Regions from separate parts of the Homo sapiens genome. Here region 1 is linked to region 2. A link is a loop called in an ENCODE intact Hi-C map of the cell type or tissue named here. Cell type or tissue: CD14-positive monocyte. All regions are shown on one strand. Links, peaks and the distances in the headings refer to the core of each region. The heading gives the core; the rest is flanking DNA. Region 1 holds the start of LILRB1 (leukocyte immunoglobulin like receptor B1). Region 2 holds the start of LILRA2 (leukocyte immunoglobulin like receptor A2).

What was found. Hi-C counts contacts between places; a loop is a spot of excess contacts. Peaks named below come from ENCODE experiments on the same cell type or tissue, not always from the same donor. Only the 100,000 strongest peaks of a DNase experiment are listed, where the experiment ranks them.
Region 1: it touches region 2 in a loop (2.7-fold over the local background); 1 of 110 quality-filtered maps calls a loop at or near these places.

What each region holds. Positions count from the first base shown.
Region 1 is chr19:54,626,264-54,634,005 of GRCh38, reverse strand. LILRB1 (leukocyte immunoglobulin like receptor B1) reads right to left here and starts at 3,522. Exons shown (of 15, transcript NM_001081637.3): 1 at 3,373-3,522; 2 at 2,899-2,980; 3 at 2,700-2,735; 4 at 2,219-2,506; 5 at 1,769-2,071; 6 at 1,246-1,542; 7 at 688-990; 8 at 318-368; 9 at 1-35. The coding sequence starts at 2,932. In CD14-positive monocyte, for the core only: no CTCF peak of the experiment used is centred there; DNase peaks (open chromatin) are centred at 2,005, 3,055 and 3,545; H3K4me3 peaks cover 2,853 bases; H3K27ac peaks cover 1,828 bases.
Region 2 is chr19:54,566,773-54,575,075 of GRCh38, reverse strand. LILRA2 (leukocyte immunoglobulin like receptor A2) reads right to left here and starts at 1,286. Exons shown (of 8, transcript NM_001130917.3): 1 at 1,164-1,286; 2 at 965-1,000; 3 at 494-775; 4 at 43-345. The coding sequence starts at 1,197. It overlaps LOC105372461 (a long non-coding RNA gene), which reads right to left. Exons shown (of 3, transcript XR_936073.3): 2 at 8,137-8,294; 3 at 3,364-3,658. It overlaps LOC107985347 (a long non-coding RNA gene), which reads left to right and starts at 2,248. Exons shown (of 2, transcript XR_002958419.2): 1 at 2,248-2,340; 2 at 3,783-5,685. In CD14-positive monocyte, for the core only: no CTCF peak of the experiment used is centred there; DNase peaks (open chromatin) are centred at 1,315, 2,205 and 2,655; H3K4me3 peaks cover 3,005 bases; H3K27ac peaks cover 3,026 bases.

The DNA of each region.
Region 1 (7,742 bases), core at 1,492-5,491, 58 kb before region 2:
CCCGGTGGGGGTGAGGGGCTGGTCCTCAGGGCCTGCTGGGTCAGGACGGGGAGGTGAGGGCTGGGGCTGCCCTGCTCCCCACATCAGCCCGGCTGCTCCTCCCCCAGGCTGGGCCCCAACATTTCTCTCTGCCTTGACCCCCCACCCCTCACCAGCCCAGCCTCAGAGCCCTGGGGACCCTGTGGCCCCTCCTCTGGCTCTGCCCGGCTCCCTGGAGGGAAGCTCGAGTCTTTGAGGGGAATGGGATTCTCTGGGAGACCCAGGGCTGCCCTGGGGGAGGCCGCACTCCCTTGAGTTCAGAAGCCTCAGGGACTCACCAGATGTGGAGGTGGGGCCTGTTGTCGGGGAGCTGGGGCCCCCAGACGGTCCTGGGTAAAAGAATGAGAGGAGGCTGAGGAGCTGGGGCTTTCCTGAAGTCTCCACCTCAAACCAAATTTCTCTACATGGGACCTGTGGCCTCCCCAGGCCCCTCCCTCCACCCGCCTCTCCTGTCCATGATGCTGGCGATGCCACTGAGGGTGGGCAGGCCTGGGAGGGCCCTGTTCTCCTCCTTCCCTCTGAGGGTGAGTCTCCCACTGGCTGAGCCCCTCTCAGACCCCCGCTCACTCCATCCCAGCCCAGAGCTCTCCTGGGGCAGGGTCTGAGCTGAGACTTTGAGCTCAGAGAGGACAGGGTCAAGGCCCCCACCTGAGACCACGAGCTCCAGGGGGTCACTGGGGTGAGTCAGCAGGTAGGGTTTGGAGCTCTGTGAGCCGTAGCACCTGTAGGTCCCCGCATGGGCTGAGGTCACAGGACCCATGGGGAATTCAGCCTGGTATTTTTGAGATTGGTACGTTGATCTTAGACGCCATGGGTCATCAGCTGCCCCCTCCTTGGTCAGAAGGAAAGTTTGCATCCATCCCTGTGACTGACACAGCAGGGTCACGTTCTCTCCTGAGGCCACCGTGGGGCCCGGCTGCACCGAGAGGGAGACTCTGTCATAGAACTGTCCTGGAGAGAAGAAGGATGGGCGAGGGGCTGCCCCACCTTGCTCTGAGCTGACACCTCCCCAGGTCTCCCTCTGGGACCCTCAGTGTCTCTGTCTCTGTTTTCTCTGAGTCTCCCCCTCCCCGCCCATCCCCTGTCTCTGTCTGTCTCTCCCTCCCTTGGGACCCCCATCCCTCATCCCGGCCATCACTACCTGAGCTCCCCCGGCAGGGCCTGTGCGGAGCCTGGGTCCCTGACTGAACCCGCTGGGCTCCTCACCTGCGATCAGGATGTCCAGGGGGTCGCTGGGGGCCGACCACTCGGAGGAGAGGTTGTGTGCACCGTAGCATCTGTACTGGCCCCCGTAGGAGCGGCTCACAGGGCCCAGGGTGAAGTTGGCCTGGGAGAGCCCAGCCTGGGGCTGTGCGCCAGCGAGCTGAAGGAAGTCACGTTCCCCGTCCTTATACAGAACAAATCTGTTGTAGCCAGCATCAGAGCCACACTGCAGAGTCAGGGTCTCCTCAGGGGCCACGATAGGACCTGGCTGCACTGAGAGTGATGGCTTCTTAGAAACACCTGGGAAAAGGTGGTCATGGTTTCCAGGAGCCGACCCTCAGGCTTCCCCACAAATCTTCCCTTTCCCCCGGGGCCACATCACTGCTGATCTTCCTGTGTCTCTGGCCCCAGGAGCCCTGAGCCCTCTCGCCCCAACATCATCCCACCTGGAACTGCCCTGAGACGCGGCTGCTCCCCACCTGCCTGGAGACTCAGGGAACTCCAGGCAATGCTGTGAATTTCTCACCTAGGACCAGGAGCTCCAGGAGATCACTGGGTAGAGACCACTCATAGGGAGAGTTCGAGTCATAAGCATAGCACCTGTACCACCACCTGCGACTCGGGCTCACGGGGCCCACGGAGAAGATGGCGCGGGACGACCCACGGGCATGGGGCTGGGAGTTCAGGCATTGTGGGTGTTCATCTTCTCCTTCCTTACACAGAATGAAGCCATCAAATGCCACCTGTGAGTCACACTGGAGGGTTACATTCCCTCCTGAGTTCACCACGGGGCTGGGCTGGGCTGAGAGGGTGGGTTTGATGTAGGCTCCTAGGAGAGAAGGAGGCACCGTGTTAAATGTGGCTCAGACCACCCGCGTCATCCCCAGGGCTGGGCTGTGAGAGGGAGAAGCCCCTGAGAGCCGTCCCCCTTCCTGAGGGCAGAGTCTGGGGCTGGGACCCCTGAGTGTCAGCTCACCTGTCACCACCAGCTCCAGGGGGTCACTGCTCTCTGAGCGGCCTGCAGTGTCGCTACCATAGTAACAGCGATACCGCCCTGTGTGTTCCCAGGTGATGGATGGGATGGGGAACTGGCCCTTCTTCACAAGCTCCTGTGGGATCCGTGTAATCCAGGGTGCTGTTTTCTTTTCTCTATATAGACGGTACTCCTGGGTCTCCTGGCCCCCCTGACACCTGAGGGTCACAGGACTCCCCTGGGTGATCACAGAGCCTGGTTCAGCCCAGAGGGTGGGCTTGGGGAGGTGCCCTGGAAGGAAATCAGGAGTCAGATTCTAACTCATTTCCCACCCAACCCAGCAGATTCCAGCTCTCAGCCCAGGACCCTCCAGACGCCCCCATCAGTCAGCCCAGAACTGCTATTCCCCATCCCCAGCGGCACGGGGGTGGCCCCTTGTCCCCAGTGAGGAGGAGGGACCTGGAAGAGCTGGGGACAGACTCACCTGCCTGCACGTGGGTCCGGGGGCCCAGACTCAGCCCTGGAAGAGAGTTCCCGGTGAGGGATTTGCCCCCTGAAGCCTGGGCAGGTCCTCCCCTCCCTGGGATCTTTGTGAGCCCCTGGGGTCTCCTTAGGGACAAGAGTTTGGCTGTGGGGTGAGGTCCCTCTTAGGTTAGAAGCTCCCCTCCTTCTTCAAATCTCACCGAGACAGATCAGGACCGTGAGGATGGGGGTCATGGCGTCTCCTCCCACTGCCCTGCTCTGTGGATGGATGAGCCCTCGGTGCTGGCAGGATAGAGAGACACACAGAGTGTGGCCAATCGGAGGCTGGGTCCTTCTTCTCATGGGGTGCTGTCATCTGCAGCCACACAGGAAGTGGAACTGCCCTCCCCAGGACCCTTGCTCTCATTCCATTAGGGCTGAGGTGGGGGCAGTCACTAGGCCCTCTGCATCATTTCAGATGGTAATGGGCCCTTTCCTGACCCCCAGCCACCGTCTGTCTGGTTTGTTTTCATCCCACTGAGAGCCAGGATGTAGCAGCAAATAAAACTGGTTCCTTCCTGTGTCTGCCCTTCCTGACGAGGGTAGCGGAGGCATCTCCTTCCTTCTCACAGCCTCCCACATGGTCACCCTCCCTCCTTCAGCCGTCCATCAGCTCAGTGTTGTGGGGTCCTTACCATGGCAGTCGTCCCTCCAGCCCTGGAGATGCTTCAGGGAAGACCCAGGTCCATGCTGCAGGCAGACTCAGATCAGCAGAGACGCATCTCGCATCTGGCTGTGCCGCCCAGGCTGAGCTGCGTGTGGCAGTGAGCACAGAAGAGAAATGCAGGGAAATAGGGAAGAAAAGTTGACTTCTTTCTTGACACTGGATTGTGGGTTTTCTTTCAACCAAATAGTCCCCTCTTAACTTCCCCTTTTTAAAATATTTTGCTACAGTGTCCAACCCCACCCCCCGGGAACAAATCTCTGAGTCTTTCCTGCCTCCTCGGTGCCCTTTGCTTACTTGGCCGTCCCTCTGCACCTCAATCCCTGTTCAACGCTTTGGGAACAATGACTTATATTTGAGCTTTGATTTGGGGAGTTGGGGGGGAGTTATATTTATTCAACGACTGGTTATCATCCACTGCCTACGTGACCTCGGGCGGTAATGAACCATCTCTGAGCCTCAGATTCTTCCTTTGCCGACTGTTGTCACAAATCCCACTCGTGACAGTGGTTGTACGGTCAGTGGTGCTGGAACATTAGGAGGGGCTCATTTGTGCCTGATTTCCAGACCAGGGTAAGACCTGAGGTGTTTGGGACATAAGAGGATCTTGGCGTTGGACTCCACAGTCTACGTAGGTGATTGATGTGTCCACTCTGGATCTCACATCTGACCCTAATGGATAGATGGACGTGTATTTGTCCATCTATCTGGGCATTTCTGAAATACCCAGAGCATCAATGTCATGAGCAGAAAAAGAGATGTGGAAGTTCCCAAGTGTAGATGGATCCACAGGAAAGAACAGAGGCCACAGGTGAGATGCCACAGGGACCTGGGACCATCAAGGGCTCATTAGGGTGGAGGTTTCCACCACTGAGTGGAGCCAGGAGAGGAACCTCGGGATCTGCAATGACAGTGAGGGGCTCAGGGCTCCAGACCAAGGTGGGAGGCTGCGTCCTCCAGCTACACCTGAGGCTGGAGTGGACCCCAAGCAGCCCAGGGGAATTCCCTCAAGGGAGTGCACCAAACCGTCCAGTGACAGAGCTGCTGGGATTCCAAAGAAAGAAGCACTAAACACCAGGGTGTTCATAGATCATTTATTAGGGAGACTTCTGCACAGTGGGGCACCCTCGTCTCCTTGCCCAGTGTCTCCTTGTGGATCTCAAGGATGTGCTTCCACATAGCAGCATCTTCTTCAGATGGACAAGGAGACACTGGGTGTTCTACCCGAAGCTTTAACTTAAAATAAAAATAAAAACAAAAATAAACCCCTAGAGAATATGATCTCTCAGTAGAGTTGTTTCTTGGGATACACAGGCAATTCGTTTCAGTACCCGCTACATGCACCAACACCTGCTCGTACTCCAGCCCCGACATTGTCTCTGCTGGGCCTGCATATAGGAAAAGTCTGCCGTTCATATACACAAGTCTTGCATCCCACAAATGCTACAGTTTTGACCCCCGTTTGGTTGAAAAAAGTGTGCATATAAGAGACCCCAGGAATTCAAGGCTGCGTTGCTCCAGGGTTGTCTGGATTTTGAGTTTATTTGGGAGTGAGAAGCAAGGATTACAATCTGGAGTGCATGGCATGGCAAGCCACAGTGTGTCCGGAGAGGGAAGTGTGATGTTGTGATACACACTGGTTTTCACCTGCGGTTCCTGGCTCATAGCTCCATAGCCCTTGTTACAGTCTTTTGTTATAACATTGGCTGTGTTAGGCCTTAGGGGAGGCCTCTGACCTCCTCCTGCCCTTCCTTCACCTGCCCAAGGCAAGACTCTAATGTCCCTGCCTTTCTGATGGTGGCTCTTAAGACCCTCCCAGAAGATGGTCTCAGCCTGTTCCTTGTGGGAGGAAATACTGACATCATGAAGCTTCATAAAAACCCAAGAAGACTGGGTTTCGTGGGTTTCTGGGTGGTTGAGCATGTGGAGACTCCTGGAGGGTGATGCCCAGGGAGGGTATGGAAGCCCTGCGCCCCTTCCCCCATGCCTCCTCCTATGAGTCTCTTCATCTGTGTCCTCTGCAGTGTGCTTTGTATTCAACCAGGAAACGTCAGTGTCTCTCTGAGTTCTGTGAGCTGCTACAGCAAATTAATCAAACCCAAAGAGGTGGTCATAGGGTCCCCAACTTGAAGCCAGTCAGTCAGAAGTTCTGGAGGTCTGGACTTGGGAATGGTGTGGGGGCAGTGTTGGGGACTGAACCATTCAATCTGTGGGATCTGGGACTGTCTCTGGGTAGACAGTGTCAGAGCTATGCTAACATTCTCAAATATCTGCTAGCCGTGATAAATAAATCAATGTACTTTATGTTATTAGCTCCCACAATTTAGCCTAAATATTTGCCCTGGCATGCTTATACTGGTCCAAGCAAGCATTAGGTCATAGCCTGTTCCTCTTCCTTATTTGAAGGTGTTTTCACCTTTCTCAGCATTCCACAAGTTACTTCCTCCTTCCTTTGTTCTGCTCTACCTTTGCCTCTTTTCAGAAGTTCTAAGTTACTAGCCAATCGGGACAAATACAGAGTGTGAGGTCCTGTTCCAGCCAGTGGAAACCGGACAGAGCAGTAGGGTGGACGTGTCAGGTTATAAATGACCCTGTCTCTTTTGTTTTGTGTACTCTCGAAGCAAAACTGCTGGTGAGTGTACCCTTGCTGCAGAAAATAAAAATGGTCTTGCTGAGTAAATTAAATTTATGTTCAAGTGCTATTTGTTTACGGCACTGGGGAAGAAGCATTTAAACACTCAGCTGGCGTCCGCTACTGGGTCTAGGAAAAAAAATCCCACACATCTGGTCCTAGAAGTCTTCTTCTGTGAGGATGATTCCTGTGGTGTGAGAGTAGAGGAAAAGCACCATAGAGAGAGCTCTCTGACATACAGAAGTAAAGGAAGTTCTTATCAGCAACAAGAGAGAGGCTGACAGAGCTGCTTAGAAACAGAGTTCCCTGATTCCAGAGGTTCAAAGCCAGAGTTGCTGTCAGTCCATTGGAGGAGATGCCGTTGCTGGGCAAGTTTTTTCTCGAGAGCATCTTATCTGAATTCCTGACATCCTAAAGAATATCTAGTGATAAACCTCGTCAAAGCAGGAGGGGGTGAAGGACATGGAAGGGTTTCTTGTGGGGTTTTTAAAAAGTCCTTAGAAGCAGCTCTTATCTGAGAGCTGGAAGCATGGGCCTCCTCTCCTTCAGGCCTTCCTGGCCCTGTGGGGTCTGAGCTTGACCAAAGTCATCTCATCCTTGCACATGTGACTTTCCTATTGGGTGTCTGCAGTGAAGGGATTGGGTTACGAAGTTTAACCTGAGAGTTTCAGGAATTTCGTTGAGGGGAGGGCTTGTTTCTACCTCTTTAGCAAAAGGGTTAATTTTTCAGTGTTTTCTAAAAACAACCTAAAGTGCTTTATCAGTACTTGGGGATGCTGAAGACCTCAGCTTGGGTTCCAGCCTGCAGGTGAAAGCATGCATCTGTCCAACCCACAGAGCAGCCATGGCACTTTGTCTCTCTCTCAGAACAAAGCAAAAAATGGAGGAAACCGTGGGACCCTAGAGAGACTGTTGTTCTCCCTCTTCTGTGTTTGTGGACAGACCCTGGGATAGCTCCCCTCAGTGACCCGGGCCACACTCAGCATTGAGCCACCTTCCCGGGTGTGCATGACACAGATGCGCTTTATCACTGCTGGACCAGGCATCTCTAGCACGTGAGTGTGAGGCTCACATGGGCCCCACCATGCCGGACAGAACACAGAGCTGATTCTAAGCTTGGCAGCATGGACACCGCAGGGCAGGAGTGACCACAGCAATGCTCCTCATCAGCTTTCCTTCCTGAGTCAGCCCGGGGAGAAACTGTATGGAAGATCACATGTGTGGGAGAAAAACCCACCCAAGAGAAATAAAAATCAAAAAGTCCATTACAGAAAAAACAGGCAATTATAGAAATGAATTAGGAAGCTACTGTGAGGTGAAAAATAGTAAATCATATCAACACATTTAGAAATAATTGCATCAAGAACAAGACACAGCTGAAATGATGAGCATAGTATTGGTGTGGAATATCTATTAAATTTTTCATTAGTCATCAGAGAAAAACTAGAAATGAATAAAGTAGAAAACATAATTAATGCACACAAGAAATGGAATGAGAAGAGGAAACAGGTATCTCTCTATGGATCACACTTTCAGAATGAAGGAAATAAGGAGTACGTTATTCAGTAAATATTGCAAAGAAAATGGTTGACATTTTTACAGAAATGAAGAAAGAACATGAGTTTAATGTGAACAAATTAATAAATAACATCAATGTCTTAACTATGATAGAGTAAAAGATACCTAGAATAGATACAAAGTAATTTTAA
Region 2 (8,303 bases), core at 169-4,168:
GGGAGACTCAGGGAACTCCAAGCAATTCTGTGAATTTCTCACCTGGGACCAGGAGCTCCAGGAGATCACTGGGTAGAGACCACACATAGGGAGAGTTCGAGTCATAAGCATAGCACCTGTACGACCACCTGCGACTCGGGCTCACGGGGCCCACGGAGAAGATGGCCCAGGACCACCCACGGGCATGGGAATGGGAGTTCAGGCGTTGTGGGTGTTCATCTTCTCCTTCCTTACACAGAATGAAGCCGTCAAATGCCACCTGTGAGACACACTGGAGGGTCACGTTCCCTCCTGAGGTCACCACAGGGCTGGGCAGAGCTGAGAGGGTGGGTTTGCTGTAGGCTCCTAGGAGAGAAGGAGGCACTGTGTTAAATGGGGCTCCCACCTCCCACATCATCCCCAGGGTTGAGCTGTGAGAGCGGAGATGCCCCTGAGAGCCGACCCCCTTCCTGAGGGCAGAGCCTGGGGCTGGGACTCCTGAGTGTCCTCTCACCTGTCACCACCAGCTCCAGGGGGTCACTGTACTCTGATGAGTGATTGTGGCTGTAGTACTGACAGTGATACCGCCCTGCGTGTTCCCAGGTGATGGATGGGATGGGGAACTGGCCATTCTTCCCAGGCTCTTGTATCCGTCTAACCCAGGATGCTGATTTGTTTTCCCTATATAGATGGTACTCCTCAGCCTGAAGGCTCCCCTGACACCTGAGGGTCACAGGACTTCCCTGGATGATCACAGAGCCTGGCTCAGCCCAGAGGGTGGGCTTGGGGAGGTGCCCTGGAAGGAAATCAGAGGTCGGATTCTAAGTCATTTCCCACCCAACAGATCTCAGCTCTCAGCTGCAGGACCCTCCAGACACCCCCATCAGTCAGCCCAGAACTGCTATTCCCCATCCCCAGCTGCACGGGGGTGGCCCCTTGTCCCTAGTGAGGAGGAGGGACCTGGGACAGCTGGGAACAGACTCACCTGCCTGCACGTGGGTCCTGGGGCCCAGACTCAGCCCTGGAAGAGAGTTCCCTGTGAGGGATTTTTCCCCTGAAGCCTGGGCAGGTCCTCCCCTCCCTGGGATCTTTGTGAGCCCCTGGGGTCTCCTTAGGGACCAGAGTTTGGCTGTGGGGTGAGGTCCCTCCTAGGTTAGAAGCTCCCCTCCCTCTTCAAATCTCACCGAGACAGATCAGGACCGTGAGGATGGGGGTCATGGCGTCTCCTCCCACTGCCCTGCTCTGCGGATGGATGAGCCCTCAGTGCTGGCAGGACAGAGAGACGCACAGGGTGTGGACACTCGGAGGCTGGATCCTTCTTGTCATGGGGTTTTGTTATGTGCAACCACACAGGAAGTGCAACTGCCCTCTCAGGAGCCTGGCTGTCATACCTTTAGGGCTGAGGTGGGGGCAGGCACCAGGCCCTCTGCAGACATTTCAGACTGTAATGGGGTCTTTCCTGCCCCCCAGCCACTGTCTGTCTGGTTTATCCTCATCTCCTTGAGACCTGGGATGTAGCAGCAAATAGAACTGGTGCCCTCCTGCGTCTGCCCTTCCAGATGAGGGTGAGCAGAGGCTTCCTCTTCCTTCTCAGAGCTTCCCCATGGGGTCTCCCTCCCTCCTTCAGCCCGTCCATCAGCTCAGCGTTGCGGGGTCCTTACCATGGCGGTCGTCCCTCCAGCCCTGGAGATGCTTCAGGGAAAACCCAGGTCCATGCTGCAGTTAGACTCAGATCAGCAGAGACGCACCTGACACCTGGCTGTGTAGCTCAGGTTGAGCTGCGTGTGGCAGTGAGCACAGAGGAGTAATGCAGGGTCTACCATGGTGGCTCATGCCTGGAATCCCAGCACTTCAGGAGGCTGAGGTGGGTGAAGGCTAGAGGCCAGGAGCTTCAGATTACCCTGGGCCACATAGCAAGACCTTGTCTGTATAAAAAAAGCAAAAAATTAGCCAGGCATGGCAGCTCACATCTCTAGTCCCAGCTACTCAGGAGGCTGAGGTGGGAGGAATACTTCGGCCTGGGAGGCGGAGGCTGCAGGGAGCTATGATCACCCCTTAGCATTCCAGCCTCAGTGACAGAGTGAGACCCTGTCTCAAAAGGGGAAATGCAGGGATTAACTATAATAAAACATATTTGTTCTGTCTTGAGAGTGTGTGTTTCCTTCCTACCAAACCGTCCCTCTCCTGTACTTCCCCTTTTCTCTTTGTTGCAACATCACCCACCCCCACCCCGGGAATGAGGCTCTGAGTCGGTCCCGCCCCCTCAGTGTCCCTTGCGTCCTTGGCCTTCCCTCGGCACCTCCGTCCATGTTCAGAGTTTTCAGAAGAATTTGTTAGGTCTGTAATCTGATTCTGGGGAAGGTGAGCTGATTTGTATTTAATTCCTGATTATCATCCAGGGTTTATGTGACTTTGGACATGAATGTCACCTCTGAGCCTGCTGTCGTGAACCCCACTCATCACAGTGGCTGTGGGGGTCAGTGGTGCCCAGGACATGGGAGGCTCAGCCATGGTGAATTTCCAGACCAGTTCAGACAGGAGGGTGGGGACGGGAGAGGATCCTGGTGCTGGGCTCCACAGTCCAGGAGGATGATTGACGCCCCCACTCAAGAGCCCACATCGGCTCCAAATACCATGAAATTCTCCTTGTGATACATCTGAAATATGCAGATCATCACAGCCACGGGCACAGAAAGAGGAAGAACAGTTCCTCACATTGAGACGCATCCCCTTCCATGAGCAGAGTTCAATGCTGAGTGGCCACAGGTGTCTGGGACCACCCAGGGTCATTAGGGAGGAGGAGGCTCCCACCTCCGTGTGGGACAGAAGAGGAACCCCACGTCCTCCCAGGCAGGGAGGGGTCAGGGCTCTGGGTGACGCTGGAAGCTGTGGCTCCCCCTCCCCTGTGTGTGTGGACAGGCGCTGGGGGGTCTCTGCTCACTCACTGGAGGCCATGGTCAGTGCTCAGCCCCTCCCCTGTGTGTGAGAAACAGATTCAATCCACGGTGGTCTGACATGGGCGTCTGCTCTGCCCCACAGGTGAGTGTGAGACTGGCGTTGGTCCCATCCCTGCTGGGCACAATCTTGAGCTGACACTGAGTTTGGGGGAGTGGGGAGGAGCAGCGGCAACAATCCCCTTCATCAGGCTGATGCCTGGACAGCCGTGGGAGAAACCCTTTATGAAAGGTCAGGTGCGTGGGAGGAGCCGCCCCACAGGAATGACAACCAAGATACATGAGGAAAACACAGACAGTTGTTGAAATGCATTAGACAGACATTGTGAAGGTGAATTAATTTTTATATTAATTTATATATTATATAAAAGAGTCCCAAGCCCTTCTCAGCCTTTTCCCCTGCTATCATTGCTACCGAAACTTTGGGGCTTCTGTCTCCACCCTCAGGTGCCCCCCTCTTCCTGTCACAGAAGTTTTCTTCCTGGACATCAGCAGCTGGGCTGGACCCGGGGAAGGACATGGGAGTGTGAGGGCCAGTGAGGAGGTTGTGGGGGTAGGTGGGCGTCTGGGGTCTTCGGGCAGAATTACCTCCTCCACAGGCCTCTGTCGTTCTCTGACTCCACAGTCCCCACAGGACTTTGGAAATCAGCCTCCCTCTGGGCTGGGTGAAGAGGGACAGAGCTTCAGCCTTGGGATCATGAGAGCCACCTGCCCTGCACAGAGAACTCAAGAGAAAAGAAGGAAAGCTGAAAACACACTTGCATAGATGTTTTAAAAACGTCGTTAGATGAAACAACCAAAAGAATAAGGTATGTTCATGTATGTTCACATTTATTCTCTTCTTTCTAGGTTTTCTCACTGGGAAATGCTGGAGCCGTTTTTCTGAGCTGAACTTTCCCATCTGGAATCTGTCTGGTTGGTGGTGCCCTGACCCCACCTTCAGTCAGCCCATGGGTCTCCCCGCCAACTTCCTACTCACCCAATGTCCTGTGTTGGCCCTGAGGCCAGTGTCAGAGGAGAAAGAAGAGGAGGAAGAGCACCAGCTGAAGGCCACTGAGACCCCGATCACAACCCCCAGGTGCTTTCCCAGACCCTGAGGTAGGACTGTGAAGGTGTACTGATGCCCTTGCCAAATGAAAGGAAACTGTTCCTGATGGTTCTTATTAACAGTGATGGAGAAAAAAATATTTAACACATCAATGGCTGAATACTGGGTATCAGGGGATGTATTAATTTGCTCAAACTACAAAACCACATCTGTTACAACATCTTCAATTGGATCTGATTAAGCTTACAATAATCTAATATCATTATCCAAGATCCCTGCGTCTTCTGTGGAGGTAAAATAGGAGAGGTGAATGGCAAGGTTGTGGGAATCACTGTCTCTGCACGCTTCAAGTCCCAATATATGGAATTCCTCCAGGAATGCAAGACTGCTTTTGGTTTACAGTTTAGCTGGGAAGAGGCAGTTCTAGTGGCTCCCACTGGGCCCACTCTAATAACCCTCACTCAACAAGTGAGGGAACCACTGTGGGGGTTGTGATAGTTGTTGAATATGTCTATTCCAATGTTGCCCTCTGGAACTGGGGATACAGCCACAGGGTGGGTTTAGGGATACACTGGATTCACTATGGAACACGTGAGCTCAAACTCCACCAATCACCTTGCCTCTAGCAGCCACTACTCTGACTGGAGGGCCACAGTGACGTTTCGGGTCTCCTGGAATTAATGTCAGTTCATACCCCATTTCCAGTAATGCCCAAATTATCTGATTATTTTCCCCAAGGCTCCATTGCCATTGTAAAAGGCTGCAGGTCCCTTTAACCAAAGTCCAGGAGAAAGATTAAGAGTATATATTCTTGGTAGTGTACCAGGGACAGTGCCCTCACGGGAACCCTGCCTGGGATCCCTTTAATTCAGGGGATTCTGGCTCTATGAACTGACTCAGTGCTAGCCATTGATTGAGAGACTGTGGCTCTCTGCTTTTATGATTTGGGTTGACTTTTGTTCACTTGACATAGAAATTTTCTGCTTATACAGATCAAGTGAGAATTTAGTAGGTTTCCTATCTATCTCCCTTGTTAGAATGCCGTGATCAACTAGCCAACACCATAAGTCTGCGGGACTATTCCGATCGCTGGTTTGACTTTGCTGTCCATCATGGTAACCAAACCCACCTTGCCTTTGGTGGCTGAGTTCCTCTACTTGGCCCCTGTCTCTCTGGGGGCCAAGAGGTAGGGGCCAAATTACTCCCATTACATTTAGATTTTTTAAAATTCAGCAGTTCCACTGTAGGTTCCAGCTTCCAGAGAAGAGAAATCACAGAGCTCCTCAAGGATGCCAGAGCTCCCTTTGCAATATTGTTGAAAGATACATCTTCTGATGCTTCCAATGTGGGTTACTAGGTTTGATACATGCATGGTAACATTACAGTCTTCCTAAGCCTTTAAGTTAATTCCTCTGCAGCAAACCAAGGCATGTCTGGCATTTTGAGTTTATTTACTGCAGGCCAGCTTTTGCTCCATGTTTCAGCCAATCAACCAGACAAACTGGTAGAATCATTTCCGGTTCTCCAAGATGCAACATTAAATGTGCAATCTCTGTTTAGTGAGCTTATATATATAAATTCGGTCCGACTCAACTTTATGTTCTTTTCACCATTATCCTAAACCCTTAATATCCACTCTGACACGTGTTCCTCAGACTTCTGTATGGATAAATTAGAAAAATAAATAAATTACTTTGGAGTGTAGCACAACTTCTCATGAGCCACACTTTGTAACACACTTTTCAGGGCCTGCGAGACTTGAATCTAGTTATAGGTCTAGAAGCAAAGAGGGTTGGTCAGGATGTATCCTAAGGAGAATCAGCATAGCCTTGCATGGCAACTGCCTCAGGGGAGGCCAGTATTGTTTCCTCAGACAGTACAGGGTTAATCTCCTCCCTTGCAGATAGAGAGGATGCTTCTATTGGCAAAGAAGACTCATTCAAAGTTAGGGGCTTGATATCCTCAGCTGTATCAGGGTCTTAATATACATCCTCATTCCATCTTTCAAGATCTCACCCATTCCTGACCAATGGCATTACTTGAACAGTAGATACCCTGTGAGGCTGGGGACTCCGCTTGAATTGTAATACAGCCACTTCAAGGATGAGATTCTCGGTTTGATTTTCAGCAATCTCACCCCTACAGCTACAGATGATAAGAGTCTCTTTCAGGGCACACATAGAAACCTCAGATATTTATGTAGTGGTGCTTGAACTGGAAATTCTAATCTCTGGGCTCATCTTTTTCTTTACCTCTTTATCCAATGACAAAACAGCCACACATACTATACTTAATAGTTTGACAACAATCTTCAAAGGTGTATGCAAGGCCACCCAGATTCTCGTTCCTTATAAGTGTAGGATTAGGAGCATCTAGTGGTGTACCCCTAATGCCACATCATGCCACGGACTATCACAGACTTCCTTCCTTCCTTCTTCCTTCCTTCCTTTCTTCCTTTCTCTTTCTTTCTCTTTCTGTTTCTGTCATACTGTCTTAATGTCTTTAAATCTAATCAGACAGCCAGTTCCATAAACCTCAGAAACAGTAGACAAAACATATTAAGATTCAGTTCATCTAGAATCATTCCTATGATCAAATTATGTATTTGTAAGTGTTCTCCAGAGAAACAGAACCGATATATGTACATATGTGCATATCTATATCTACTTATCTTGCTATCTAGGAATGGGTTCATGTAATTGTTGGCACTTGGTGAGTCCAAAATCTGCAGGACAAACAGCCTGAAGACTTGGGGAAGAGTTTCAGCTCCAGTCAGCCAAACAACCTGCTTGCAAAATTTTTTACTATTCTGTGGAGCACATTACTTCTTTTCCTTCTCACAATGCACTTATTATCTTTTAACACAATGCATACTCTATCTATTATTTATTGTGTGTAATGTCCACTTTTCTTGACTACAATATTGACTTAATACAGGCAGGCTCTTTGGAAGTTTTCATGTCCTTTATTCTGAGACATCTCATACACCATGTTTGACACAGATCAGATACTTCACATGTGCCTATGGAAACAGGGAATAAAAGTTTCTCCACTCCTGCCAAGTTCATTTCTATCACAGAGACAATTTGTTCCAACTTGATTCTTTTCTTCTCCCTTCCAGGCAGCCTTTTGTACAAAGTTCTCAGAATAGAAAAAGAATAACATTCAGGAGGCAAGACCCCAAGGTTGGGAAGAAACACATCCAGACTCATTGCCTCCTCCTTCATCTCAGTTCTTAGACATCAGGGTCCTCATCTGATATCTTATTTCCATGTGGTTTCTCCAAGAATTTCAGAGATGTTTCTTTCTTTCTTTCTTTCTTTCTTTCTTTCTTTCTTTCTTTCTTTCTTTCTTTCTTTCTCTTTTTCTTTCTTTCTCTTTCTTTCTTTTTCTTCCTTCCTTCCTTCCTTTCTCTTTCTCTCTCTCTCTCTGTTTCTGTCATACTGTCTTTATCTTTTTTCTGTCTCTCTTTCTCTCTATCTCTTTCTATCTCTGTTTCTGTCTCTTGCTCTCTTTTTCTCAGTTGAATGGATCTAATCACTACTATTAGCTCTCAGTCATTTGAACATTTCAAAAATGTTTTTCTGAGAGCATCTCAAATCCCCATGCAAATACTGTCAGTGTACTCACAGATGATATAATAATTACCTGTCAGCAAGAAGATGACCTCATGGTGTCCCAAACCTTTATATCAGGGATAAGATGTCCCCTTTTGCACAGGTGCCCAGACTGTGACCATGAAGGCTACTTCTTCAGCAAGAAATGGCATTTGGTAAGAGGAATTTTCTTTGATACAGAGCCATATTCTCAGGGAATTAGAGTGTTTATCATAAAAAACTTGGTGTGTACACAAAATTATTGTTTAGTCCTAGCATCAGCATGGACCATTAAAAAAAAACCCTTAAAGTAATAATATTTTCTGAGGGTTCCTGAGACATAGAATTGCCCCAGCCTTCCCGCTCAAGAGTTGCCTGGCATCTCTTATTTTCCTCTTCTGTCATAGCCCCATCCGAAACACTGTCTCTGAATGAACACGCCAAGCCTCACAGTCTTCACTCTGCTGCTTGTATGAGGGTTAAGAGTGTGTCAGCTCTTGCCACCTGCTTACACACTTCCTGTCTAATGACACCTGCAACTTAGGAGATTTAAAATTACCTGTGGTGGTTGCGTGTTGTGCTTTGGTTGGCAATGGCATATGTCTCCGGAAACTTTCTGTCATAAGTGCAAAGCCATACACCTCCATCTCTTTCCCATGGGTTCTGGGGATTACCATGCACTTAACTGCAACAATAATTTCATGTCCGTAGAAAATCCTGGAACCA